Linked DNA regions of Mus musculus: regions 1, 2, 4, 5, 6 and 7 are each linked to region 3. Evidence: chromatin loops called from intact Hi-C (ENCODE). Cell type or tissue: heart. All regions are shown on one strand. Region 1 has its middle 5.4 kb from the start of Gm33926. Region 2 overlaps Mef2a (myocyte enhancer factor 2A). Region 3 holds the start of Mef2a (myocyte enhancer factor 2A). Region 4 holds the start of Gm34079 (a long non-coding RNA gene). Region 5 overlaps Lrrc28 (leucine rich repeat containing 28). Region 6 has its middle 21 kb from the start of Gm33926. Region 7 has its middle 11 kb from the start of Gm33926.

What was found. A loop is a pair of places that touch in the nucleus more often than their neighbours do. Peaks named below come from ENCODE experiments on the same cell type or tissue, not always from the same donor. Only the 100,000 strongest peaks of a DNase experiment are listed, where the experiment ranks them.
Region 1: a loop joins it to region 3, with 3 times the contacts of the local background. A loop is called at or near these places in 12 of 42 quality-filtered maps.
Region 2: it touches region 3 in a loop (4-fold over the local background); 15 of 42 quality-filtered maps call a loop at or near these places.
Region 4: it touches region 3 in a loop (2.7-fold over the local background); 10 of 42 quality-filtered maps call a loop at or near these places.
Region 5: a loop joins it to region 3, with 4 times the contacts of the local background. A loop is called at or near these places in 23 of 42 quality-filtered maps.
Region 6: a loop joins it to region 3, with 5 times the contacts of the local background. A loop is called at or near these places in 10 of 42 quality-filtered maps.
Region 7: it touches region 3 in a loop (6-fold over the local background); 14 of 42 quality-filtered maps call a loop at or near these places.

Annotation. Positions count from the first base shown.
Region 1 is chr7:67,443,837-67,447,836 of GRCm38, forward strand. No RefSeq gene overlaps it. Among named protein-coding and RNA genes, the nearest start is that of Gm33926, 5.4 kb to the left of the region's middle. In heart, no CTCF peak of the experiment used is centred here; DNase peaks (open chromatin) are centred at 865, 1,885 and 2,955; H3K27ac peaks cover 2,562 bases.
Region 2 is chr7:67,241,823-67,245,822 of GRCm38, forward strand. All of the region lies in intron 8 of Mef2a (myocyte enhancer factor 2A), which reads right to left. Among named protein-coding and RNA genes, the nearest start is that of Lysmd4, 21 kb to the left of the region's middle. In heart, CTCF peaks have their summits at 1,510 (motif pointing right) and 2,203 (motif pointing left); no DNase peak of the experiment used is centred here.
Region 3 is chr7:67,371,672-67,375,671 of GRCm38, forward strand. It overlaps Mef2a (myocyte enhancer factor 2A), which reads right to left and starts at 1,187. Exons shown (of 11, transcript NM_001291195.1): 1 at 1,042-1,187. In heart, a CTCF peak has its summit at 1,688; DNase peaks (open chromatin) are centred at 580, 1,230, 1,560 and 2,490; H3K4me3 peaks cover 2,424 bases; H3K27ac peaks cover 3,903 bases.
Region 4 is chr7:67,519,473-67,523,472 of GRCm38, forward strand. All of the region lies in intron 9 of Lrrc28 (leucine rich repeat containing 28), which reads right to left. It overlaps Gm34079 (a long non-coding RNA gene), which reads left to right and starts at 1,325. Exons shown (of 5, transcript XR_003946792.1): 1 at 1,325-4,000. In heart, a CTCF peak has its summit at 1,681 (motif pointing left); a DNase peak (open chromatin) is centred at 1,739.
Region 5 is chr7:67,627,579-67,631,578 of GRCm38, forward strand. It overlaps Lrrc28 (leucine rich repeat containing 28), which reads right to left. Exons shown (of 10, transcript NM_175124.5): 3 at 717-757. Among named protein-coding and RNA genes, the nearest start is that of Lrrc28, 16 kb to the right of the region's middle. In heart, a CTCF peak has its summit at 2,384 (motif pointing left); a DNase peak (open chromatin) is centred at 3,473; H3K27ac peaks cover 357 bases.
Region 6 is chr7:67,459,835-67,463,834 of GRCm38, forward strand. No RefSeq gene overlaps it. Among named protein-coding and RNA genes, the nearest start is that of Gm33926, 21 kb to the left of the region's middle. In heart, a CTCF peak has its summit at 295; DNase peaks (open chromatin) are centred at 207, 2,237, 2,887, 3,927 and 1 weaker place; H3K4me3 peaks cover 277 bases; H3K27ac peaks cover 3,406 bases.
Region 7 is chr7:67,449,843-67,453,842 of GRCm38, forward strand. No RefSeq gene overlaps it. Among named protein-coding and RNA genes, the nearest start is that of Gm33926, 11 kb to the left of the region's middle. In heart, CTCF peaks have their summits at 1,610 and 1,810; a DNase peak (open chromatin) is centred at 1,769; H3K27ac peaks cover 1,186 bases.

The DNA of each region.
Region 1 (4,000 bases), 72 kb after region 3:
CTCACCTGCACATCTTCAATGGGCCGCCAGGCATGGTTTCAGAAGCACCCCACAGGAGGAGGCTCCCTTGTGGCTCATGGGGGACATGGTCATCTTCTTCCTCAGCAGTTAAGAAAAAACATGCATTGGGCTAGTGGGGTCCCTTGATCTTCCTGATGCCTCTTGGTGATACTGCCTGGGTGGGAGTTAGGGGGTGATTGACAGCAATGGTAGATTATTTCTTGTGGAGGTGAGGGCAGGGAGGGGTGTCTGAGCAGTGAATGGGGCACAGAGGTGGTGTTTCAGACACCAGGGTACCCAGGAACCAGAGGCAATGGGTGCTCACCCTTCCTCCCCAGCTCTGTGGCATGGAGCCAAGTTACCTGATCTCTCTGGAGTTGTTTTCTCATGCCTTCTTCCAACAAACACTTCCTGAGCGTTCCCTTGGCATCAGGCCTAGAGTTGCCCCCCTCGGCCCTTGAATTCTAGATAGTACATAGAATATTATAGCTGTGTGTGTATAGAATGCCAGGCAGTGGTGAAGTCTAAGAAGATAGAGTGTCATGCAGGCCAGAGAGCCCTAAGGCCATCAATAAGCTGGGCTGAGATGGAAAGATGAAAGTCTCAGGGATGGAGGAGCAGCAGGATGGGAGGGGTCTGCAGAGACTGGGGAAGCCCACGTGTAGAACACAGGATGAGCTTCAGCTCTCATTATCTAGCCACTGGCTGTGGGGTGTGGGCTGAGGATGCGAAAGGGAAGAAGAGAAACCTGGAAAGGAAGTGGCTTAGAAGCCAGGGTGAATGACAGAGCTGTATTCAGCTGGCACCTCCCTTGGCTCTCTCTGCACAGCCCACCCCCATCCCCCGCCTCTAAGACACAGGTGGCTTCACCATCCCAAAAGGTCAGCTGGCTGGGGTTTCACAAGCTGGCATTCCAGCCCTGGGGCTCTCCACACAGGGAGCGAGCCTCCCAGGTCCCAACCAGGACCAGCTGCCCCAGGGAACTCTGACCTATGCAGGGGCATCAGCTGCTGCCAGGGAGGGGTAGAGCTGGAGAGGGAGGGGAGAGGCAAGCTTGCTTCTGGCAGCTGTCCTTGGTAAGGGGTGTGAGCACTCCAGGAAAGGGAAGGAACACACGAACACACACACACACACACACACACACACACACACACACAAATGTTTTTTTGTAATCATCTGCATGTGTGACTTTTCATTTCTGTAGTTTGATTTCATTTCCCATATTGTAAGTAAGAAAACATGTACTGGAAAAAGTTCTCATATATGAAGCAGAGTCATATATGACTGTCCTCATATATGAAGGGTCCCATGGTTTGACCTCCGTGCTCTGTGTCTTTAGGTCTTGACCTTTGTTCAAGACTGGTTCTCTATCCCTGAACCCCACCCAGTCCATCCATGGAAGCTTTTGAGGACAAATTTCTTTATGACTTATTGACAGAAACCAAAGGGAATTTTGTGTTCCTCTTTGGTTTTGTTTTCTTGTTTGTTTATTACAGTGTTGAGGATTTAGCTGAGGCCATCCTCCATACCAAACACGTGCTTTACCAGTGAGCCCTACCCACAGCCTCTTTTCCACTCTCTGAGACCGGGTTTCACTTAGTTGCCCAAGCTGGCCTTGAATTTGCCATCCCCCAACCTCAACTTTGCAGCTCCCTGGGTTTGTTTTCAAGACTCAGAGATTAGAAAGGGGTGGGGGTGGAGCTTAACCCTCTTCCCCAGAGGGAACCTAACAGACAGGGTACAAAGCCCCCACTCAGCACTTTTCACCCCTGTCCCTTCCCCTTTTACTTCCGGACATGACTTGGGCCTGTGCCTGCCTCCTCCAGGGAGTATACTCTGCTTTCCTCTGCTGGCTCGGGGTCCCACAGTGCCAGGTGCAGTGGTCTCAAACTCGCTCTGGGTTTCTTCCTTTGTTCCTATAAGGAGAATGAGGAAGCGCTGCAAGCCAGACTGAGCCCAGCTCGGACAGCGTGTCACCAGTGTGCAGACTCAGCTGAGAAATCCAATCCTTCCCAGGCTTTCTGTGGGCACAGGCGTCGTGCTGAAGGCTGTCAAGTGACAGCAGCGAGGAAGCCAGCCTCATCCTCAGCCGCTGTGCCAGCCAGCCCAGCAGTGAACAATTCCTGTAAGCAGAAATCAGCCCTCCCTGTTCAGTCACAAAAGCAGAGCTGCCTTTCAGATGGGACCAGCAGAGGAGTGGTTCAGAAATAAAGGAAGTAACCTTTACATCTTGGGTGAAGTTTAAAGATACCCAGAGAATGAAATCTCAGATTCTGCTATCCTGAAAGCCTGAGGCTGGCCATGATTCTCCGCCTTTGTTCCCCTCCTTTGTCTTGGTTACGTGTGCCTGGCCACACTCTACCTGTGGTTTTATTGTCTCCCTCATGGAAGCTGGCAGGGCATAAATCAGTAAGTGAACATTTAAAATGTAGCTCTTTAGTCTAGTGTCTAAGGAGACAAAGAAGAAAAGGGGGCCCTTAATGAATGCCTCTGGAAACTTGGGGTTTATGTGGGGCTTCTAATAAAAAGCAAAGCCTACTTTGAGACCACTCATGCCAGGCCCAGGGTGGTCCTCTGGGCTCTGGTCACAGCATGCTTCGCAACCTCAAGCGCCTACAGCCATCAGGGACCATTTGCCCCATGGCCATTTATGGGGCAGAAAGGGGCAAAAGTCATGGTTAGCAGCTAACAATGTCCGTGTCTCTCCTTCCCAAAACAGGAAGGTGAATCCAAACAACCAGCTGTTGCTTCTGGCCTCCCTTGGGTCTCCCAGGGGTCTGAACCTGGGTCTAACAACCAGGGGTCCGGCCTCTTGGGGTCCCCTCTGTGAGGCAGCGTCCATTCCTGCTGCTGGGCACATGACGCCAGAAGTGGCTGGCCTATGGGTGGTAGCTGCAAAGGATGCAGAGTCGCCTGACTCCTGGAGAGGCTCCAAGGCAGGATTGTAAAATCCTCGCCAAAAGATAGAAAAGGAATGCTTTCTATCCCCGAGTCCTGTCGTGGAGGGAAACCAGGGCTGTGCCAAGCCACCCACCTCCAGCCCCTGCACTTATTTGGGAGGGCAGCCACAAAGAAAACCTTCAGCTAAAGTCAAGGTCAATGTACCGTCCTGAGCCATTAGCCATACATAGATTAGTGGGTTAATACAGAGCTGTCTCGACAGATGAATTACACCCAGAAGCTGAGCAGGAGTCCTTGGGCTTGACATTGAAAGGTCCAGTTATCATAGGGAGAGTGATGCCTGCTTAATTTTGATAGGGCTTAATTATTGTGATAAATGTCCTTGGAGTTTAACTCCTTCCTTGCCTATGGACTGTACACTTGTGTCTCCTAAAGATTCACACGTGTAACGGTATGGACAGTCCCTTTGGGAGGTTTTCAAGTGAGGAAATGAGGGTGGAACTCACAGTTCGGTCAGAAGAGAAAGGTTAGATTTTCTCTCTTCACACTATGAAGATGCAAGAGAAGGTAGCTGTCTTCAAGCCAGAAAGCTGGTCCCTACCAGGACGAGATCTGCTGTTGACTTGAAAGGAATGTCTGCTCTTTAATATGTCCAAATCAGTAGTGTCTTGTTATAGCACCTTAAGCTAATGCAGAACCAATGGAAGATAGATTAGAAAAACTACGAACAGAAGACATGGGTGCCTGCTGCCAATCCTGATGACCTGAGTTTCGTCCCCCAGAACCACCTGGTACCAGAAGAAAACTGACTCCCCAGGGGTTGCCTTCTACACATGCACCAAGACATGTGCATGCATGTGTCTACGTGATTACCAGTACACAATAACCAAATAGATAAATATGATTTTAAAATATTTTTTAAAGGAAGCCATAATATGAGAACTGGTTCATATGATTGTGCAGGCCAGAATGTACCACAGTCTGCCATCTGCTAGGTGGACACTCAGGAATGCTGGGTAGGATTTACTTCTAGTCTACAGGCCTGAGAACCAGGGGAGCTAATGGTGCAAGCCTCCTTCAGAGGTGAAAACTGAGCACT
Region 2 (4,000 bases), 130 kb before region 3:
ACTTCTCTGAACCCTTTAATTTGTTACAAAAGAAAGACAGACATGTTTGTCATGTCTGGTTTTCAGTGCTCCTGCTGATAATTGAAGAGGTATATTAGAAATGAACCCAAGACAGCATTTTTTACTGTCCCCAGACTTTCTGTAGTTAAAACTTTATATTATTGGTGTCATTGGTGACTTAAACAGACAAATATATTTATATTCCTTTTGATTCACAGCCATCCCACTAAATCTGTAATGAGATAAAATTATTCTAGAAGTGCAAGGCTTAGAACAGAGTCACTGTGGCCTCACTCTTGCTAGGGAAGTCCTCAACACAGGCGCAGGAGCTGGCTCCTTTCTTTCACTTCACTTTGGATCAGAGCCATCAACAAATGTTTAGGGCACAGAATGCCTTGCGTAACTTCCTGAATTCCAGGGAACTGCGTTTCTGATTCTTCCCTGCATTCTGAACTGATTTCATTTTTAGATGCTGAATTAGCTTAAACTTTTTTAAAGAACAATTTTTTATTAGATATTTTCTTCATTTACAATTCAAATGCTATCCCAAAAGTCCCCTATACCCTCCCAACCCCCTGCCCTGCCCTCCAACCCACCCACTCCCACTTCCTGGCCCTGGCATTACCCTGTACTGAGGCATATAAAGTTTGCACGACCAAGGGGCCTCTCTTCCCAATGATGTCCGACTAGGCCATTTTCTGCTACACATGCAGCTAGAGACACGAGCTCAGGGTGTACTGGTTAGTTCATATTGTTGTTCCACCTATAGGGCTGCAGACCCCTTCAGCTCCTTGGGTACTTTCTCTAGATCCTCCATTGGGGGCCCTGTTTTCCATCCAATAGCTGACTGTGAGCATCCACTTCTGTATTTGCCAGGCACTGGCATAGCCTCACAAGAGACAGCTATATTAGGGTCATGTCAGCAAAATCTTGCTGGCATATGCAATAGTGTCTGCATTTGGTGGCTGATTATGGTATGGATGCCCCGGGTGGGGCAGTCGCAGTCTCTGGATGCTCCTTCCTTCCTTCCGTCTCAGCTCCAAACTTTGTCTCTGTAACTCCTTCCATGGGTGTTTATGAAGTTGTAAAGAGTGTGATTGACTACACTTTTTAGCGATCTTTCTTATCTTCATGATTTCTACATTTCAACACACTCAGAAACTATCTCTGAGATTCTGCAGTTAAGTGTCATTTTAAGGAAGGCAAAGTCACACAGTGTCACACATTGGTATGACAGGTGGAGAAACAGTTCAGGCTCAGCACTGAGTCAACAATTTCAATGAGTTTTTGAGGGAGAGACTTAATCTGGTCTCAAATAAAACTAGGTAAAAATAGTGTTCAGATGGTTCTGTGTAGGCTATCCCTACTCTGGGCTTTTTAGAGTTGCATCTTCATGGCAACTTCTTGGTATGACTTCAAAGACTGTAGAAATAATGACCCTCCATACTTGGTCTGCCCACCAGCTAGATCCCTGCAAGCAGTGTGTTCCGTGAGTAAGTGACTTTCAGAACCACTAGAGGGCAACACAGTGATAGATAATTAAAGCATTTAGGACAATAATTTAAGGGTAAAGAGCAGGGTCTAGTAAAAGATGAATTATTTCAGTTTGAACCATAATGCAACCATTAGTGGCATCCTTAACTCAAGAATTTCCCCCCAAAGATATTCATTGTATAATCTAGCATCACATTTATAGCTAATCAGTGAGTATATTTCATATACCAATCCAAAAATGAGCAAGCACAGAACAAATAAAAGATCATCTCTTATTTTAAGGATAAAGAACAAAGAAACTTATTTGAAAAGAAACTGTTAAAAACACACCAGCATGCATAAACATGTCATCATAAGGAAATGAAAATAGTGGGTGCCTTTACACCCCATGCTCACATGCACTCCTAACCCCTGCCCATGCTAACACTGGAACACTCACAAGTTTTTATTCCCTTTAAATCGGAGTCATCTAATTAGACTTGGAATGCATATGATGACATCTGTTGAGTTTGGGTTTTAGTTCCCAACATAGAGGTAAGTTATTTTTAGTCAAGTTTTTTTTCCACAGGAAAAAAACAACATAAAATATGTTTTGGATAAACAGGTAAGAGCTGCTTTTAAAGACTCAAACATTCCTCGTAAGAAGCAAATGTGTGTGTGTTCAATCACAGCCACTTCTTTTTGTAAACAGGGAACCCCCTTGTGGTTCCGACTGCCTCATGCAGGATGAGATAATCAACTCTGAAAAAGGTGACCTCACCAAAAATGATGTAATCTTTTTGAAAGAAAGAAACATAACACAAGATTCTGTGTTACGATCTCAGGGACTCTGAGGGTGAAGTCATTTTCTAAAAACACTTTAATAATTTCGAAAGCCACATAAGGTATTTTGTGTACTTCCTTAGCAAAAAAAGCTTAAGTATCTTGTGTTCATGGATAGCTATTGTTTTTACAAGTTACTTCAATATGTCTTCTCCTTTACCCATCAAATAAAAGGGACCAATATATACAGCAATAAACATAAACATAACTAGGATCAGTAGTGCCAGTAGGTGGATTTCTTGATTAAAAAATGTTTGGATAGTGGAAAACAAATAGAAAAATATCTTTGTAACAAAGGAACAAAGGTTAAATAAGAACATTTAAAATAATTAGTACTATTTATATATTTTTCAACTCTGTTCAAGCAGGAAACCACACTCACCAACTCCAATTCCTCTTCCTCCGACTGTACTCAGCACATAAGAGGGATAAGAGAGTTAACTAAGACTGTTGGAACTTGCAACAAGATCTTTCTTTAGAAAAACATGGCATTTGGATTCTAGTAGCTGTTTGCAACTTTACAGAGGTTCTATACATATCAAACGATGCATATAGTACTTGCCTCTACATTATAGTTGCTTTTTCAAAATAAAGGAAAATTCTTTTAAATTCTCTAGCCAATGATTTAAAGCCCCATCCTGTCCCTTAATCCCACCTCCTCTTACATGGGTCTCTCCTACACACAGCATTGCTTCTGAGACACTTCCAAGTTTAACACTGTGCACATATACATTTAATCCCTGCATAGCTACCCCATCTGGCCAGACAGTTTGTATACATGCCTGTCTACTACCAGACTCTATTGTTAGAAAACTGCTGTGTGTTTTATTTTCCCAGTGGCCAACACATTATAAGACACAGTAAGTGTTTACTAATAAATGCTATAGTTTTGAGTAATAATATATGTTTACCATTTGCAAATAACAGTGTTCCCATGAATAAAACTATCTTAGTGGGGTAAAGCCTTGCATATGACAAAGAAGAGACTGGAAGGGAACTGTTAAACTTTAAAAACAGTAAAAATGAATAAGACAGGTTTTCTCCTTTTAAGTGGTTATGAAATACTTCTATGCTAGAAACAGTCTGCTCATTGATATTTCCTATTTCACTTGAGTAAGTCAAGTTTCTTCCAATTTGTGAAGTGTCCTAAGCCTCACTGGTTTCTCTGCAAATGAATAAACTGATCATTTACTCAACAAAACAAGCACTCAGCGTACAAGTAGGCAAATATAGTTCAGCTGCTCACTTAAACATATCATTTTGTTATCTCCAATTTACAAGACAGATGTCAAAATAATATCAAACTCTTGCTGTATGTAAAATACAGTGTAACTTTACAGAGATAAGGGTATAAATAGCTTATATGACAGTTTTAATTTTCCATGGGGTTCATGGTTTTGTCTTTTTTTTCTGTGACTAGATATGATTTTATTAAGCAGTTTTCAAAGTCCCAAGTAGTTGGGTCTTTCTAACACACATTTCAGTGCCTTAAGTGACTTTGTTTTTTTTTTTTTAAAGAAAGCTCCTAGCAGGTACTGCCTACCTGCAAGGTGCTCAAGGAGCCACTTTAGTGGCTGCTCTTTTCAGGCATACTTCTTTGTTATACACATTTGTGTTTTAACTATCTTACTCCACAGCACTCAGAGAGCTCCTCTACACATCTTACCCGGCTTTCTGAGGTTAA
Region 3 (4,000 bases):
CTTGAAAACTGTTATACAATATTAGTTTTAAAATAGTTGTCAACACATCGCAGCAGGTCTTTCTAATTTCAATTTCTGGAATCCCAATTTCACAGTAAACATACAGGTTAGCGCGACGGTGTAGTCAGTCTACACTCCGTTGCCTTCTGGATCATGATGACAGGGGCTTCAGAGCTCAGGGACCTATTTAAGGTCCGAGTGAGCAAGAATTTGATAGTTACACTTTTCCAGGGGGAGGGGGGAAATGCTAATTCAGAAAACGCTCACCTTTCCCAAACTTGTCTGCAATATCACTGATCTTTAATCCTCAACCGCCCAAAAACAGATGACATCGAACCCAAAGGCAAAGTTTCCATCTCACCCTGAGACCTAAGGCGGGATCTACCCGATTGCAAGGAGCGGGTCCCTTCTGCAGCCCCGACTCCCAAGACCTTTTCCCCGCACCCGCAGGTGCTCGAACCCGGCCACCGCCCGGGCCAGGTCCAGACACACAACCTAACGCCGATATCCCCACGGGAGAGTTCGACCCCCTACCTCCCGCCCCAGTGAACCAACCTTCCCCCCGAAGCAGAAGTGGGGGAACTTTAAGTGCGACCACAGGGCCGGACGCCCCCCGCACTGGCGGTTTACGGAGCGGGGAGACCCCGAGATCCGCGACGCTGGAGGAATGGACCGAGTGGCTCCGCGGCCCCCTGGGAACTCCGTCAACTTTCAGGGAGGAGCGGGGCGGCGCGGCTGGGGGCCCCAGAGGTGGCGCGCACAGGGAGGCGGCTCGCGACAGTCCCCCCCGCGGGCCCCCGCCGCCGCGCCCGCAGCCCCCCGGGCTCGCCCCAGGGCACCCCGCCCCCACCGCACGGGGCCGCGCCCCTCCGCTCTCCCGAGGGCCCGGCCGCCCCACGCCCAGCCTCGCCCCGGCGCCCGGAGCCGCGCGGGCACCCCTCCTCGGCCTCGCAGCCCCTCCGTGGTAGTGCCCCCCACTCCCAGCGCGGCCCGACCCCCTTCCCAGCCGCCGCCACATCCCCGCCGCCCGCGGCCCCTCACCGAGTCTCCGCTACTGCCGGCGGGCGCGCACACGCCGCAGCCCCGGCCCGGCCCGCCACAGCACTCCGCGCCGCCCGGAGCCGCCTCCTTCAGCCCGGGACTCGCCGGGACATCCGCGCACGGATCCCCACACCGGGGCTATTTTTAGGAGTCAGGCCTCGGCCAGGCCGGAACTCGTTCTTCGCGGCGCGCGTGCGCACTGCGAGGACGTCTTGGTGTCCCTCCGCGGGCCTCGCCTCTCCCTTCCTCTCGGCTTCCTCTCTTTCTTCTCTCCCGGGCTCTCCTTTTAGGGTATATTTCTGCTCTCGGTGGGTCCTGAAGGGTTTGTCATGGACAAGACGAGGGACTAGTCAGAGAGAGCCGCGCCTTCTCAACAGCTAGCGCTGTGGCACAAGGACAAGAGGGGCGGACTATGTTTTTCCGGGTGGGTGAGGCGACAGATCACCCGGCACAGGAAGGAGATGACGGCTGCTTGGCGCCGGGGCTGCAGCCTGGAGCGCGCTTCCCTCTTTGAAGGACCGTGTTCTCCTGGAAGGGATACTGGTCACTTGATGAGGGCCTGGGCGTGGCGGGCCGGTGGCGTCGCGCCCCCGCCGCCTCCTGGTCCAGCCCGGGCCCACGGCTCCGGTGACGCGGCGCGTGACTAGTCCCCGCGCTTGGTCCGTGACCACAGCCGAGAGGCCCGACCCGGCGGGACGGCCCAGACGCCCTGTGCGGTGCTCGGGACCGAGGCCAGCTCCCCGCCCTCGTGTGCGCCGGGCCTGCCCAAACCTCGGCTCGCCACGCCCTCACTGTGGTCGGGGCCACACCTGTGTCCAGGCCTGGACAGCTGCTGGGTCACCCCCGCCGGGCCAGCAGTTGGATGCTGTCCCTGGCCACCCAATCCCAGCAGGGGCTTGGAAAGCAGAAACACCTTGAGAATGAGGCAACCTGCCTATTTGGGCTACTAATACTAGCTAGTATGGATTAGTGGTAAACTGTATCTCACTTAGTACTCACATCGCAGTGAAGTTCACCTCATTTTCTGTTCCCATTCGGCAGATAAGAAAGGAAAACTGAGAACCACTCTGACCACGCAGGGTCACACAGCGTCAGAGAAGGGCCATAAGGATCTGAATTCCTAACTACTCGACGAACTGATTTTTCTGAGGGGAAAAGATGTCTTTGAGACAGCACTTGTATTTTGTTAACTTACTGATTTTGTCCAGAGAAGGCTTATGGGGGTGACTCTCTGCTGGTCCTCACCCCCAAAAGTTGCTACCGCTGTAGAGGTAATAAGAATGTGATGGCTGGTATCCGAACCCAGAGCTGCCCATGCAATGGGCACAAACCCTCATTCGAAAATGAGAGGCTCAATTCTGTGGTTAGGGCTTTAAAACAAGTCTTTGGGGGTGGGTGAGCAGATGTGCGGAGGAACTGGGAAGTTACAAAGGAAGCTGGAGGCTCTCTGGCTTCCTCCCTCAAGGACAACAAGGCAATGTGCTGGAGAGAGGCTGACACAAAGGCAGTACAGAGATACGAGATTACCAGACACTGGAAAATAAGCCCAGGGCTTCTACTCAGGGCCTCGCTTCAGTGTTCAGGGGAGTTTGGTGGAGGGGGGTGGCAGGGAGCTGTTATCTTCCCCTCTAGCCTGTCAGGCCCTTTGAGAGGAAAAGGCCTGTGCCCAGGCTGCAGGGAGGATTTTAAAACACACTAATTCTGGTGTAAAGCAGCAAGGTATGAGGAAAGGCACGAGTGTTATCCCACCAGAAGCCGCAGCAGCTGTATTCAACTGTTCTACTCCAAGAGAATGGCTGTTCTGGTGATTTCCACTAAAACTAAAGGTAAAGGAGAGTGAAGACTAGGCCCTTCTCACCAGCTTTTCACCCTGAGAGAGAGGGAAGGACAAAGAGGACAAATTGTTTCAGAAGACATTTGACTCTCTCATAGCTCCCCCATCCCTGCCTTCTGTTTGCAGTCCTCCTGGAACACAGGAGACTCAACTCCAGCCTGTCCACCCATCCCATCGCCTAATGCTTTTGGTCACCCTAGAAGCCAGGCAGAGGACTTGGCCATAAGTGCAGCCAAGGGAAAAGGCTGTTTGCACAGTTTTAGAGAGAACCCTTTTTCTCAGCATCTGCATCACAATATCATTGCCTAAGAATTAGGAGTGATCAGAGGATAAAAAGAGAGAGGGAAGAAGGAGGGGAAGGAAGAGAAGACAGCTGTTGGAAGATATATTACCAAAGCACACTCAACTGTTACTTATAGTTAAAATAAGTGTTTGGGGGAAGGCGTTGAAGCATCTGCACCTGAAGTCCAGTGCCCAGCAACTTCCCAGTGCTCAGCTTGGCGTGGACCATATGCCCAGCATGGCTGTGTGCTGCTGACTCCAAAGGAACGACTGAGGAGCAGCACGTTGTCCTCCTATTCTGTCTGGCCTCCTTAAAGCCCCAGTGAGCGGGCTGCAGGGACTCAGCATTGCTCTGGCACTGGGCCTGAGTGAAGAACAGCCCTTCTTTCTACAAAGAGGCTGCCAGGTCACAGCAAGGATCCAGCTTAAAACACGATACAGCTTCTCTCTTGGTGACCTTGAAAAGGACTTCTTCCTAGGACACAGCACAGGAGTAACTAAAGGAAAGGTCATTAGGGAAGACTTCTTAGAGGAGGCCATGCCCACAGTAAATCTAAAACACTTGATGGGATGCACAGGGACCCTCTGCTTAGCTCTTAGTATGGATGGAAAAGAAACAGGATCCCTGATCACCAGGGCAGCCTCTTCTTGCCTGTTACCTAACTGTCCCCACTCAGAACCCCCAATGGCTGCTTTGTGCACATCAGCCTGTTCCCCCATCTGGAGGGTAAGCCTTTCCCTACCTGGTCCAACTCTGACGAGGCACCATTTTGTACTATGGCCCTTCTCTAAGTTAGTGCATGAGTACTTAGGGGCCTCTTGTACGTGGCACAAGAGAGGATC
Region 4 (4,000 bases), 150 kb after region 3:
TCTGTTACTAAAGTCAGAACTCTACCTGTAGTTATTTTTATTCGACATTGGGATATATACATTTGTATAAGTCACAAGTAAAATGGCTTTAGACACAAAAGATATTAAGTGTATAATGCATTTTGGAGAATTAGCTGATAAAAGTGGACTCTGCCTTTCACGATTTATTTTAGCTTTACTTGTTTGTGTGTGTTTGTGTGGGGCTGTGTACACGAGTGTAGCTGCCCTCAGAAGCCGAGGGACTGGAGCCTCTGGAGCACACACAACTGCTGGGGAGTGCTCCGGCTTAGTCTTGGTTTTAACCATAATTACGGGAAGCCAACTCCTTCGTAGCAAGGATATTCTATCCTTAATGCTGGAACCAGTAAGCTTCTAACTGTTAAGCCTCTGAGTAAAAGAAGGAAGTCTATGAAGGCCTGCTGGCAGGATGAGTGGCCCAGAGGTTCTACCTGGGCTACAAGGACACGACAGGGTTGCACACTTATCTGTTTCTGAGAGGCTCCTGTAGCAACAGACTGTGTCTGTGTAGTGTGTGGATGGTCCAGTTGTCTGACGCAAGTTCACTGTGTGCTCACTGTGGCCCCAGAGGCTTGACGGTTTTAAGGGAGAAAGAGAACTAAGCAATAGCTCCAGTTAGGAAAGGCTGCCGACAAGTTCTACAAAGACCTCGAGGCATGACGCATACGTAGAATCTGTGTGTTTACAGCTGAGGCAGAAGAAAGAGCATTTGAGCTAGTTTTAAAATACAGAACTACGATGATTCCTTACGAGACAAATCACAACGCTGCTGGCACAGACTAGAGCCCACAAGCATCGTGAGAAATGTGGGATTTTCTCTTGTAATGTGTTTGCTGATTAAAAATAAAAAGCATATCTTTGACTCATTACAGAAATTCAAGCCAAAAGAAGAATAATATTTATATGAGCTGATAGAATGAAGTCCCACGCACATAACTTGTGGAAAAGCCACCTAACAGTGTGTCGTATACTGTTACATTTATGCTGTGGCAATTTTCTCACGAGAACATCCCCGTGCAGAACCAGAGGCTGCCCTAGACTCTGGGAGCAGGAAGAGTTAGGTGATGTAGTTACTGTAAATTCCTAGTACGGAGCACAGCACACAGTAGGTGGTTGATTAGTAATTTCTGAATAAGGCAAGGAGAAAGAAACAGAACACCTGCTGGCAGTTAGTTAAGACAGGCCTGCGTTCCCAGCTACCCAGGAGGCTGAGGCAGAAGAACACAGAAGAACAGCAAGTTCAAGGCCAGTTTGGGCAACATATGAGTCCTGGCCTCAAAAGATGAAATGTAAGGAGGGCAGGAGTGGGTGTAGCTCAGTGGCCCATTACTTGCCTAGCACATGGGAGGTTCTAGGTTCCATCCTGATACTAGGGGAAAATAAAAACCAAACAAATATATATCTTTTGAAGAGTATTTTTCTTATGGGACCTAGCATAAGTTACCTTGAGGGTGTCAATAGGCTTCTCTTAGAGGGAAAAAAAAATCCCGAACATCCATGCAAATAATGTATTTCTGATATGACTTGGTTTTCTAGAAGGAAGTGATATGAATAAAAGAAAGGGCAAGGAGGTGTGAAACATCTCACAGGAGAGCACACCAGGAAAGAACTATCTGGAAGAGGTCATTAAAAAGTAGACTGCCATCTAGAGGGAGGAGGGAGTGTGGCCGTGTTCTGCACACCTAACCAAAGGGTCCTGGTCCCAAGGTGCAAGGACCTCGAACCCACAGTGCTCATGTAGTCACTCTGCAGCACAGACTAAGACTCCCTCCAAGAATCAGAGTGTCATTCCAGGACTGACAGCAGCCTGAAGGGAGCCACCTCACGGCTGCCTCCCCCAGGCCCTTTTAGTGTGCATAGGTCAATACATGCCAGTGTGTGCCTTCTGAGATGCACAGAGCACCAAAGTATTTCTTACAAGGAATCAGTGGCCTACTCATGTTTTAGCAATTAAGGTTCAATTTCTAAATTGATTATCAATTTTTAAAAATAAAATTCTATCTTCTTTGGTAAGTCATGACAAACCTTTTCTACAAATATACAGTTGTTTATATGTAATATTGCATATGTATACACATGTCCATAAACACAAATGTTCATATTCATATTGACAGAAATCAGTTGATATTATGTATACTTTTATGCAACATATCGTCAAACATTCTGGTAAATTAGGAATTTTTTGTTATGGCCAGCAAGGTGGCTCAGTGCATAAAGGCATTTGTGATGCTAAACTCCAGACCTGAGTTTGATCATCCCTGGAGCCCATGTAAAGATGGAAGAAACAACTTCACAAAACTGTGCTTGGACTTTCACAGACGTGTTACACACATACATTTTGTTTAGAAATGTAAAAACAATCTTGTGTGCATATAGGGTTGAAAATTAAAAATGCAAGTGTGCCAACCACATTCTGGCTGGAGCTTGTCTCCAGAAGTTAATTGCTGGCAATGGTTGCCAGTGTGACGGCATGTTTGGCAGAACCTTTAAGAAATGGGGCTATTAGGCTGATGAGATGGCTCAGTGGTTAAGAGTGCCGACTGCTCTTCCAAAGGTCCTGAGTTCAAATCCCAGCAACCACATGGTGGCTCACAACCATCCGTAACGAAATCTGATGTCCTCTTCTGGAGTGTCTGAAGACAGCTACAGTGTACTTACATATAATAAATAAATAAATATTAAAAAAAAAAAAAGAAATGGGGCTATCATGAGGTGTAGGATCCTGGAAACTTCAGTGTCATGAGTGGATGATACCTGTGCTGGGCTGAATATGAATGGTTCCCATTGGCTCACAGACTTGAACACCTGGTCTTAGGGAGTAGCACTACACTTAATAGGGATTAGGAAGTGTAGCCTTGTTGAACTAAGTGTGTCATGGAGACGGGCTTTGGGTCAAATGCTCAAGTCAGGCCCATGGCCTCTTCCTAGTGCCTGCGGATCCTGATACAGAACTCTCAGCGACCTCTCCAGTACCATGTCTGCCTGTGTGCTTACACACTTCATGCTATGACAATAAGGGACTAAAACTGGAAATGTACTCATGCCCAAATTAAATGCTTTCCTTTACAGGAAACTGCTATAGTCACAGTCTCTCTTCATCGCGATAGAACATTGAGTGAATGAGCCTGATCTGGTGGCTTTGGAATAAGAAGGGCGGAGCCCAGCTTCTGCCATGCCTTTCACTTCTCCTGCCTCATCACATGTCCTTGTGTCACTGAGGTGCCACCACAGCTGACCAGATGCTAGCTCCATGCTCTTGAGTCTCTGTGACTATGAGCAGAATAAACATTCTTTCTTTGTAGAACACTCTGCCTCTAGTATTTTTTGAAGGAACACAAAACAGTTAGGCATCTCAGACTTTGTAATTCCCAATTCCTCCTTCCAAGACTAGTCACAAAAATGGTTGACTTGACATCTTTCAGGCTTTTCAGTGCATGTGCATGTGAATGCACACAGATATACACATGTGTGTTTCTTTCTATTCTCTTTTCCAAGATAGGGCTTCTCTTTGATACAGCCCTGGTTATTCTGGGATTCACTCTGAACTCACAGATCTGCCTGTCTCCCAAGTGCTGGGACTAAAGGCATATGTCATCACTCCTGGCTCTGGCTATACATATGTATTTCAAAACTATCTTGCTCAGACTACTAGGGAATATTAGTTTTGTCTTTTTGAATGCCCCTTCAACAGTATTCTCACTGTCCAATAGAGTGACTGAAATGCAGGGATGGAGCCTGACTGCCAGGGTTCAGAGCCCAGCTCCACCATGAGACTGCTCTAGTGCGCTGAGGATTACAGTTACGCTGACCACATGAAGTGCTGAGGGTTATGACTCAGCTTAGCAATAGCTGAACAAGGAGGCACCTGAGCCTGGCACACCGTGGGAGGAACTGTATGGCAGGCTACCGCTCACCTGTCAAGCGGGAGCTCCTGGCGCTGGGTCTTTCCACAGCACCCTCAGGGCCCAACTGCACAAAAGCA
Region 5 (4,000 bases), 260 kb after region 3:
GAAGTGCCGAGAGCTACACCAGGCACATTAAAATATAAAAGTTGCTTTGTGTGTGTGTGTGTGTGTGTGTGTGTGTGTGTGTGTGTATCTTTCATTTGTGAATCCAGAGCTCTTGGGTGGGTACAGAGCCGCAGAGGAACTCACAGGGAGCATAGAGGACTTTTAGATTATCTACCGCTACAGACATATGTGCACACTCAGACAAAACATTAAACACAATTGACAAAAGCACTGAGGGGTCCTGAGATGTATCTCAGTGGGCAAGCACTGCCCTCCCTATCATGCACACAGAAGGCACACAGCACCTCAAGAAAACAGAAACAAAAAGGTAAGTTTTGTAGCAGTATGAAGGTAATCTTCCAAAGTACTGGCACTACTAAGACGTGGAGGAAAGGCCCAAGTTTTCCAGCATCACTGTGCCCTCAGGGAGCCTACATCCAGGTTGACACAGGAATAACAAGAGTAGGATTCTCCCAGGAACATGCACTTCCCAGAAGAGCATCTTCATTGTCTGAGCTGAGCTATGTCAGCATCTTAAAGGCTCTAACACACCTTTGCAGGGGTTAGCAAAGCCTCCCATCTACCCAGAGCAGCAGCATGACAACCACACCCAAACGTTACCACAGATGAATAAATTAAAATTATATGTCCCACTATTCCAAATCACTTCAAGTTCCCATTCTTATTTTAAAAAAAAAATGAATAAACACACTCACAGTTCCACAAGGTTTGGAAGCTTCTGAGCAAGGTTTTCTGGCTGAAAATCAAAAACTCAGAATTAAATTTTATCTTTAAAAAGTATTAACATTTTTAATTCCCTTAAGTATAACAGAATATCTTCTTGGGATATAAATTTTGAGAATGTGAAAATAATAACTTAGCATGTTTGGGATTCATTTTTACACTAATCACAAGGCACTTAGTATAGTCAAACAGTTAAAATCAGCATCCCTTATCACATTTGTCCTCAACCTGCCCAATGCTGGGGCCCTTTAATACAGTTCCTCATGTTGTGGTGACCCCAACCATTAAATTATTTCTGTTGATACTTCATAACTGATTTTCCTACTGTTATGAATCATAACATAAATATCTGTCAACAGTCTCAGGTAACACCCTACCCCACCCCCCGGAAAAGGTCGTTCAACCCCAAAGGGTTGCTACCTACAGGCTGAGAACTGCTGCCTTAGAGAAACCAGGCACCTCTCAGGGCATGTAAGGAAGAAGGCCACCGCCAAGAGGTTGAGGGGCCAAAGAGACAACTGTGGACAAAAAAATGCCAGGGTCTGCCAACAGCCTACACAGAGAGAAGGGCCCGCAAGACTCTATAATCCCCAAAAGGGGACCCTACCCTGATGAGCGCACCCTAATTTTGGATGCTTGCCTCCCAAGTGTGAGCAAGGCACTGCTATTAGGACTGCTTAGTTATGGTGGCCTCACAGTTACAGCCCTCAATCCCCAGCTCCCCACCCCTGCTGCTAAAGAAAGGCAGATCTCGGAGAGAAAGGAGGTTGAGAATGAAGAGAAACAAGGACTGTGATCCAACAGTTTTATCTTAGAGGGATGGCAGACTGATGAAATAGATGAAATATGCTGGAGTAGGGGTGGTGTCCTTTTCCAAAGGACAACTTCTACAATTCTACTCACAGCTTGAAAAGAGTGGGGTGAAAGGAGGGCTGTTCCTGTAAATAACTGTATTTAACTACAGACATGGCTCAGATTTATAAGCACATGAAGATGGACACTATAAAAACAGAAAGAATGGGTTTTTCATTCCACATCCTCCAAACACCAAAAGGTAAGCTAGTTTTAATGGCAGAACCAGGAATGGCTTTCAGAAAACAAAAACAGGTCTGGCATGGATTCTTAAAGATGAATATGAGATTGGCATGAGGTGGAAAGGGGGGTAGTTCTGGTTCACCTTCTGGGCACAGACGTAACATGTGCAAAGGGAAAAGGGCAGGAGGTGTTTAGAAAATTAACTATTGGCCGACAATGCCTTAACAGTAGTCCTAAAGACATAAAAACAGGTTTTGTAAACCCGGCTACAAAAGCAGCTGTGCTTGGGGGCCTGGCCAGCCTTAAGAACCTGTGATGGCTTGAATGAGGTGTCCCTCCACAGCTGGTGCCATTGTTTGGGAGGTTTAGGAGGTGTGGCCTTGCTGGAGGAAGTATGTCACAGGAGGCAAAGCTCAGGTTTCAAAGCCATTTGTCATTCCTAGTTGGCTCTGGGATTCGTTCTTGCAGCTCAAGGTGTGAGTTCTCAGCTGGGGCTCCAGCAGCGTTCTCATCACAGCAACAGGAAGTAATAGAAACTATCCTGCTCTTGAACCTGTCTGGCAACTCACAACCACCTGTAGCTCTGGTCCCAGGAGCTCTGACGCCCTCTTCTGGACTCCTTGGACCCCAGGACTCACACGTGCACATACTCCCCCAAGTGTATGTAAGTTTAAAAGCGAAACCAAGTAAAAATCAAGTATAAAGATAGTTTTACACAAAGTGGCAAGGACTGCTAGGTTGTAATGTAAAACTTTATCACAGACCCATGCTTCAACGCTTCAACATTTGGTCCCTGGACGGTGGTGCTCTTTGGGGAAGATTGTGCAGCCTCAGGAAGCAAGGCCCAGTTTGAGAGGTGGAAAAGACAGGCCACCATGATAAGAGACATGACTAATACATGGGCTTATATTTTATTCTAAGGCATAAATTTTTTTTGAAACCCTAAACAGAATGGAAATCCACTGGTTTTATTTTAGATAAGAAAGTAACAACTTCATACATGCATACAGGTACAGTCTAACTGCTTATGTATATATGGACATGCCCTTTTGCCATAAGCTGCATTACTGAACATAGAGATTGTGAAACGACTGAAGTTTTGAGATCTCACTGCTGACAGACCTACTTAAACATTTAAGTGGTACAAGCTGTGAACCCTCACTCAGTATGCATTCAAACATGTTTCTTCGGATGTCACAAATCCCTGGAATGGTCTTTTAGTATTGGTATCTTTCCTAGTAACGACACATGCTTCCATTTATGGGCATACCTAGCAAAACCAGAGAACTGTAAGGCAAAGAGCTCAATCAGCATGCTCCCGTTAAAGCACAGAGCAGGGCAGGGGAGAAAGGCTCAGGCCCTCACCAGCTTCATCTGCTGGACTAGCGACACTGGATCTGGTCTATTACATGACTATCAGATAGCATTCCATGGTAAGCTGCTTGGTAAGTTTTGCTTTTTTGAGTTAGAGCTATATATAAAACACTGAAACTATACTTCTGCTACTGACATGTGTCAGTGTGAGCTGACTGACAAGTGAAACACACTGTATTTATATGTAAAAACAGGTACACTAACTTTTGAGAAGACCGTAGTTCATGAGGATGCTGCCTTTTGGAAATACAAAACAAGTAAATCCATCTCTCAACCTAGAAAACAGTTGTCTGTTGAGCAGGCCATGACTGACCCCTGCTGGTTCTAGGAAACAGTGTCTATTTGTTGAGCAGGTCATGACTGACCCCTATTGGTGCTCTGTGGTATCACGCCCTTCTTTCTAATCCCACATTTTCAGTACATGGAAAATAGAAATCCCATGAACAGTTACATCAATAATTTTTTTCATAACTAATACAAAAATAAACTTTAACATGTTTCTCATGCTGGCATAAAATGTTGCTTTCAAACTCCCCTTAAATGTGAAAATGTTTAAATGTTTATAACTTGGGACAAGAATTTCATGTATGTTATAAACACAACAGGTCTGTGACATTCTGTGGTAGACACTGCCCTTCCCACGCCTTTCCCTCAGAAACCAGGGCAGATGTGATACAGTCTAGGGGGTCTTCGTTAGGCTCTGGGGTTTTGTTTGCTTGCTGTTTTATTTTGTTTTTCTCCCCTGCCAATTAAAGAAACGGCAGGCACAATCCTGAGCTAGGCAGGATCATCTCAAACACGGCCAGCAGCAACAGACAGAATTAGCAGCCGAAGAAAGGCATTTAAG
Region 6 (4,000 bases), 88 kb after region 3:
GCTGGCCTCCTGGGCCGCTGAGTTCTCTTTGTAGTGGGGGGCCCCACCGATAAGAGCCCACTCACAGCTGCCCACCCACACCAGCCAAGTGTCATGGAAGGAATGTGGTGGCAGCTGGTCTCGGATCACAAGACAGAACCACCCAGGACACGTAGTCAGGTCAGGAAGCGCCTCCCGGAAAGGAGAAGCCTGAGCAGGCTGGAAGGGAGGCGGCTCTCGGAGGAAACCAGCACAGTGACTCAGCTGCACTTCTGTGGGATGCAGTGTGCACTGCCTGAGAAAACAAATTCCTCCAGCAGGTTTATCTCCCTGGGGAGGAGACGGAATCAGAAATGTGTGGTGGCAGCGAGGGAGGCCCTGGGCTCCTCCCAAGCCAAGAACCTAGTGCAGGGTTGTCTGGGTCAGCCAGGCTAAGTAGGATGGAGGATGAAGTCTGGTGGGTACCACCCATGTACCACAAGCCAGATCTAACCATCCCATCATTAGGGGCCACAAGGAAGAGACAGCTCCTTTGGAAAACACCAAGGGGCATTGCTGAACAGTTAAAGCAAACATAGGCATTGGGTTTTTGGAAGCACGCTATGAAAATCTCCATGGCGACCTGCTGGGCTTTAAGCAGGAAGCCTCTTAGGCTTGACAACAAGTGGGAGGAAGAGGGCATAGTTCAGGCTCATGGGATGGTGGCTCCTGATGGTGTGTAACTTGCCCAGCCATTCCCTAGGGCCCTGAACACCAGGTCCCAATTCCCCATCTATATAGCAGCAATTAGACTCAAAGAAAGAGGGTAGGTTCCCATGCATAGCTTGGGTGTGTGGAAGAACCTGCCCCGGGGAGCAGCATGTCACCACTTAGGTAAATAGGACCAGGTAGGACCTGTTCTGGAAAGCCTCCGTCACACCTTAACGATGGCTACTGGGATCTACGTGTGGCTTTTCCTCTGCCTCTTCTTCTACCTCATTGGCTTCACTCCTGAAGCACCAGTATTGCCTAGGAGCATCTTAGAAATGCAGATCTTAAAACAGAACCTAAGGAAAAGGGTCTGACTGGTTCACAGCCCTCCTGCAGGATGAGATGCCTGCTGGCTTGGAAAGCATGCAAGCAGGTGGCTGTTGGCCTCATCAGAATCACCTCCGGAACTTGAAAGTGTGCTGATGCCTAAATGTTCAAGGAGATAAACACTAAGCAATGAGGACACATTCCATGGTTCCCCATTAATGTGTGTAAGTTTTAGATTTATATGTATTAATTTAAAATTTTAAGTGCGGGAAACTGGGTCTAACCCTCGGTAATCTGGGGTTCGCTGGCGGGGTTCAGGCTGTGCATCAGGATTTTCAACTGTCTCAGGGTAGAGTAAAATTTCTGGAGGGCTTGTCTTACGGTTGGTTCCCAATTAGAACCTGAAGGTCACCTCATAATGGGACGGCTGCCCATGACACTCCACAGTCTGCCCTTTCCTTGGCTAGGAAGAGTTTCTTGGGCTTTGGTGTACAACAGAACCAAGCTGGCTGTTGGGGGATATGGTAGTCCACACAGATTCCTGGAGTCTTCTGCAGGTAACCAAGTCAGCCATGGGGTAGGACCAGGAAATGCTTCTGTGTGCACCTGATTCTAGTTTCATCTCTGCCATATCCCCTGGCAAGTAATGTCATGGGGGGTCAGCTTGCTCATCCAGGGAGAACAGGGCAGACATAACACATTTCCGGACTGTCTCCCCATTGGCCTACAGTTGCCTTGTGCAGAAGAAGGCTTAGTCAAGGGGGTTTGTGCTGTAGCTGAGAGATCAGGATGTGGGTGAATGTACCACCCAGCTCCTAGCAGCTGGGGACAAGGGATATATGTCAGAGCCTAACTGTAGGGCTCGACCAGATAAAGAGCAGATTCCAACAAAAGCTGAGCGTACCCAAGAGGCTCTCTTCTGATGGACCCTACACCATACATCTTCAGTTTCTGTTCTTTGTCTCCTGAGCACACCCAGCTGCAGGCATTTAACCTGATAGAAGATTTGCTTCTTGCAGAAGGAGGTCAGGTGCGGGGGAGGCAGATGGAGCTGTGAGAGGGAGCACTGTGGAGCTGTGAGAGGGAGCACTGCGAACCTGGAGCTCCCCATTCTGCTGTCCCTAGCATCCATTCTGTCCTTAGTCACCAGATCCCTACCCCAGTCAGACTCAGCTTCTGCATTCGGGCAGGAAGTGGTGAGGAGACAGGGCGGTGACCATGTCTGGAACACCACACTTCCCCAGGCGCCCCGGCACCCGGCCACGTGCAGCTCACTGGTCAAATGGATTCTCTCCAAGTCCCAGCTTCCCCAAAGCCCAGCTGCTTGGAACACAACCCAGGTGGTGAGGCAGGCTCTGGGGCAAGAGTAGAGTGGGCTTTCTGCTGGCCACAGTGGACTGTGACAACTCTGGGCTGGCTCTCCTCCAACACTCCCATGGCCAGGTCACAGTGACCCTGCCCACAGGCTGTTAGAGGGCAGAATAGGCTTTCCACTCCAGAGTGTCCTGGATACAAAAAGCAGAGAACACATCCAAAAGCTGTGCCATCAGGAGCAGAGTCCCTGACCGGGAAGACTCATTCGAGCATCTTTGATGAGCCCTGTGGATGTAGCCCTGTGCTTGAAGGCCTCCTTTTCCATACTCTTCTCTGACTGTCCAATGAATCAAATTTGCATGGGGCTGTGGGTTAAAAGTCTAGTCTAAGTACCAAAACTGAAGCCTGCCTGTCTGGTCCCTCAGCTCTTATCTGTCTGACTTCCCCACGCCGATCACATCTGCAGCCTCACCTCTTCCAGTGGGTGTCCGTGTCTCCCTCCAGCAGTTTCTGGCTCCAGAGACTGACTGGAGCTCTGATCCAGCTCTTGTGGCCCAAATGCTCCCAAGCTCCGTGCTGGAGAATCAGGCAGGGCCTCCGTCATACCCTGGGCTGCAGGGTGTCTGACCTTGGGCAGGCAGCCTTCTGACCTTTCTTGGTCAGCGCTCCTAAACCTGTAATGAAGAGATAATGCTGCTGTCTCCACTCAGGCAGAGGCTGAGAAGGGGGGCTAACGAAGAGCCCAGCACTTGGCAGACCTAAGCAGCCCCAGAAATGCTTCATAATCAAAACGCCTTTCCCCTCTGTGGAAAACAGAGATGGAGGGAGAGCATAAAGGATGGAGCGAGGAGAATGGGGTCACAGCTTTGAGGGGAGGAGGGAAAGGACAGCATTCCTGAGTGCACAGCCCCTCTTTAGGCTTGTGACTTTCTTCATATGTGTCCCAAGGAGCCCATCACTCACTCAGCAGGTATGTGACCACAAGCCCTGTGCTACTTCATTTTGAAGCAGGGAACAAAGGTCAAAATGTCCCTGCCCCTGCGCATTGGTCAGCCGGCCGTCAGCTTCTCAGGGTGCTGGTTGAGAGGATACTGTGGGTGTGACCCCTTTCCCTTCGTTTAGGTTTAAAGAAATGAGACTCTGAGCAGGGATTATGGCTCACCCTGGACTCCTGAAGGAGGGGGTTTCTTCCTGGGGTGACCTGAATGCTCTCCCTGGGATCTTGACTTCAATCTTTGAAGAGGTACCTATCTCCCTCCCTCCCTCACTAAAGCCCTTCTCTGCACCACCCTGCCCCTTGTTGTCCTTTTTATGAGCCAAATATCAGGCCATAGGCTCTCAGGAATCAGGCTCCAAGTTTGCTGTCCCAGGAACTCGGAACCTTTATTTAGAAGGGTGGTGTCACGCCTTGTCATCGGTGGAGAAAGGTAGAGTGGGCAAACAGAGCCTGTGACAACTGACCGACCAGCCGACCGACCTATTGTATGCTCAGCTCACACAGTGCTCACCCCGGGGAGGAGGAGTCTGGAACTTTGATCTTCTAGAAAAGGCTCAAGAGGTGGGGGTCTGCTCATTGTCCTGCAGCCTCTCAGGGCTTTGTTCTCGCTGTGGCTTGTCCTTCCTGTGAGTGGCTGACCTCACTTGGGAGAGAGAACAGGCAGAACAAAACAGATGGACTGAGCTTCATACA
Region 7 (4,000 bases), 78 kb after region 3:
GAGGCTTGGCACTGTGTGTTAGGACTAGAGTCCCCACCCAGGAGAGGATATTGATGAAAGTACAATCCAACTGCAGCAAGAAAGTCCCAGCATTTTGGAAATGCTAGTACCGTGGGATGACCACCAAGCACAGATGACCACCAAGAGCAGCAACAGAGATGCAGTGGGTTAGCCAGAGACTGAAAAACAAGCTGTGTGTGCTGCAGAGGGTGGTGCCAGAGAAGCGATCCAAGTCTAGAAGATCGTGAGTGAATCCCAGTGATTGGACATTGAGTTGTTTCCATTATTGGAGTTTGAATTTCCTGGGTTCAGATTACGCTTCTTCCCTATTGAAATAAGGAAATATTTTTGATTTTACAGAAACTCACAGTTGATAGATTTTTAAACTTGGAAAAAAAAAAAAAACCTGGAGTTTTACAGAGGCTTTGGGCTTTAAAAAACTGGATAGTTTTAAAGAGATCACTTTTAAAGTGTTTGAGTTTGTTAAGCTCTGGTACTTTTTAAGTTTAATTTAAATTTAAGCAAAATGCTGTATATTGTAATGTCTTTATTAGTGTGTGATCGGGGTGGGGGGATGAAAAAGAGAAGAAAGGTTGTGGCTTAACAGTGATGTATTTGTGTGTCAAGTTGATAAGGAATGGGTTGTGCTGGCTAGTTTTATGGCAACTTGACACGAGCTACAATCATCTGAGAAGAGGGAACCTCAATTGAGAAATGCCTCCATAAGATCAGGCTGTAGGCAGGCCTATAGGGCATATCCTTCATTAGTGGTTGATTGGGGAGAGCCCAATCCATTATGGGTGGTACCGTCCCTGGGCTGGTGGTGGTAGGTCTTATAGGAAAGCAAGCTGAGCAAGCAATGGGGAGCAAGCCAATAAGCAGCACCCCTCCATGGCCTCTGCATCAGCTCCTGCCTCCAAGTTCCCGCCCTGCTTGAGTTCCCAACTTTTTTTGATGTTTGCACAGTGATGTGGAAGTGTAAATCAAATAAACCCCTTTCCTCCTCAAGGTGCTTTTGGTCATATATTCACCACCATATAGTAACCCTAACTAGGACACCAAAGGAAATTAGTCCCTAGGCTCAGAGAAGAGAGCAAGGTTGTGGAGTGAGTGACAAGAAGTCAACAGGTGCCCATACCTAGTCCTCCTTGCTCTGGCTAAAAGATCTACTTCAAATATAGTTAGTAAAATATTTCTCTGGTTCTCAACTTCCCTTTGCATTCTTCAGTCTGCTGCATTTGCTGTTGTAGGAATGGCCACCCCTACAGCCAACTTCACCTCTTCTGCTTTCTCTCATCCAGAAGCACGCGTTGGTTTCTGCTCTCATTCAAGACTCCTCTGTGGATCCCAGTGGATCCCAGTGGAGCATCATCAGGACCTGGCTTTATGCAGCACGTGGGCTAAGCAAACTGGCTATAGGGGGTCCTCTGCTTCTAGGCCATTGTCCTTTCTCTTAAGAAGCTGCCTCTTTCTGTGCTATCCTGCACTCTCTTCTATCCCTTTTCAAGTCACATGGGGCCTCTGTCTCAAGGATTTCCAAGATTCCCTAGACTCAAGGACTCTCTGAGCTGTAGTTTCAGGACCACACCACACCCTAGTGACTTGACTATGGTTGGTCTCCAGCCTGGATGGTCAGACCCTGGGAGGCAGGTGTGCTGGGCACAGCCTCAGACAATAGATGTCACTTCCTGTCTTGGTCTTCCAGCCCCTCTGTAGACATCACCAGAAGCTAGGGGAAATCCCAGCCAAGCCTATTTCCGGCTTTCTACATCCTCATAGGTCCTCTTTGCCCAAGCCTCTTCCTCTCCAGAGAGTTTCTTATCTACAGCCCCCTCCCACCCAAGTCCAAGCTGGAGGAGGTTCCGCTGGCCTATTTCCTGGCGCTACCGCTCTGGATCTGAGTCAGAAGGCCGGTGTTTGGAACCAGACTCTGAATTTCTTCCCAGCTCTGTGAATTCTGCCATTGTTTCCTTCTCTGCCAAGCCTTCCCTTCATCTCTGAAATGAAGTGGGTTTGTTGTTGCTTGTTTGTCTAGTTAAAACTAAAAGTATCCCTTCCAACCAATCCCCTTCCCCTGAGGAGTCTTTTTGAGTTCTTTCCAGTAGACCTGGTGTGGGCAGAGCTGGTTCTGTATGAATTTGCAAGCACATGTAAGGTTGACCTACTGCTATAGCAAGAACCCCATACACGTGCTCTCCTATGCCTTGTGGGTCCTCCCAGCTGATTCCCTTTGCCTGTTCCTGTGTGGGTGCTCCTAGCCATTGCTTGACTTGGCAAGGTAACAAATGACCTATAAGTCAGTTAGCTCCTACAACAAACATTTACATTGTTCAGTGAGATGGCTCAGCAAGTTAAGACTTTGGGTATCAAGTGTGATGACCTGAATTCCAGCCCCAGCACTCACACAGTAGAAGGTGAGAACTGACTCCTGTAAGTTGTCCACTGACGTGGCATGCAGTGGCAGGCATTCCCGCCCCCCAACACACACACTCAATAAATGTAATAAAAATGTGTTGGGCCAAGGAGATGACTTAGTGGGTCAAAGGGCTTGACATGCAAACTTAATGACTAAAGGTTGATTCCCAGAACCCATGTACAAATCCTGGTGCAGTAATATACAGCTATAATTCCAGTGCTCCTATGGTTGGATGGGAGGCAGAGACAGGAGCATTGGCCAGAAGCTCCAGGGCTGCCCAACACAGCGCATGCACGGGTAGAAACCAGAGAAACCCTGCCTTAAAAAAAAAAAAAGAAAAAGAAAAGAAAAAAGGATAGTGTCAGCGCCATGAAACTTGTCTTCTGACCTCCACATGCATGCCGCAACACGTGTGTGTGTGTGTGTGTGTGTGTGTGTGTGTGTGTGTCTGTGTGTGTGTCTGTGTGTGTGTGTGCTTTCTCTATGATCATTGTAGATCTGCCAACAGCTATAAGAAAAAGTAGAGAAATACCATATACCCATTAGCTTAGTATTCTCCAATGATAAAAATCTTCCAAAACTATACAAAGTTTTACAGCAAGGCCATCAGCATAGAAACAGTCAAGAGAGATCCATAAGACCCTGTTAGTGTTTTTAAAATATAACTAGTTCTCTCCCAATCTTAGTTCCTACTCTCTGCACTCCATTCCTCACCCCAGGAAATATCAAAGATGCCTGCTATTTCTATGATTATGTCACTTTATGAATGGCATGCAAATGGAGTGGCACAGCACAGCACAGCACAGCACATAACATCTGGGGCTGGCTTTTATCTCAGCACAGTTCCCTGAAGATTTACCCAGGCTGTATTTATCCAGGTTGTATATATCAACAGTTGGTTCCTTTTCACTGCTGGCTAATATTCCTGGAAATGGATGTACCACAGTCTGTTTAACTATTCACCATTGGAGAACACCTGGTTTGTTTTCAGTGTGAGTATACAATTTCTAAAGCTCCTATAAATATTTGTGGGCAAGTTTTATAGGAATATATACTTCCTTTCTCTAAAATAAACACCCAGAATGCAATGCTGGGCCATGTGACAGCTGCATGTTATGCTAGTTTATTTTACACACGTTGAAATTTTAAATTAAATGTATTATTTTTTAGGGCTAGAGAGATGGTTCTGTGGTTAAGAGTACTGACTGCTCTTCCAGAGGTCCTGAGTCCAATTCCCAGCAACTACATGGTGGCTCACAACCATCTGTAATGGGATTCAATGCCCTCTTCAAAGAATCGTCTAAAGATAGCAACAGTGTACTCAGATACATAAAATAAGTAAACAAATATATAAAAATATTTTTAAAACAGATACAAAAAAGCATAAAAATGTACATATTAGTGGGTAGCTTATAAAATCTCAAAACCTATTTAAACTATCTAATGGCCAAATCAGGTCAAATGTATCTATTTCCTCAAATAGTTATCATTTTTAATAGTAAAACGCCCTCAATCCCTTTTTCTGGTTTTCTGAAACAAACAGCACACAATAATCGGCGTGCGCGGTCACCTAGTGCGTGGTAG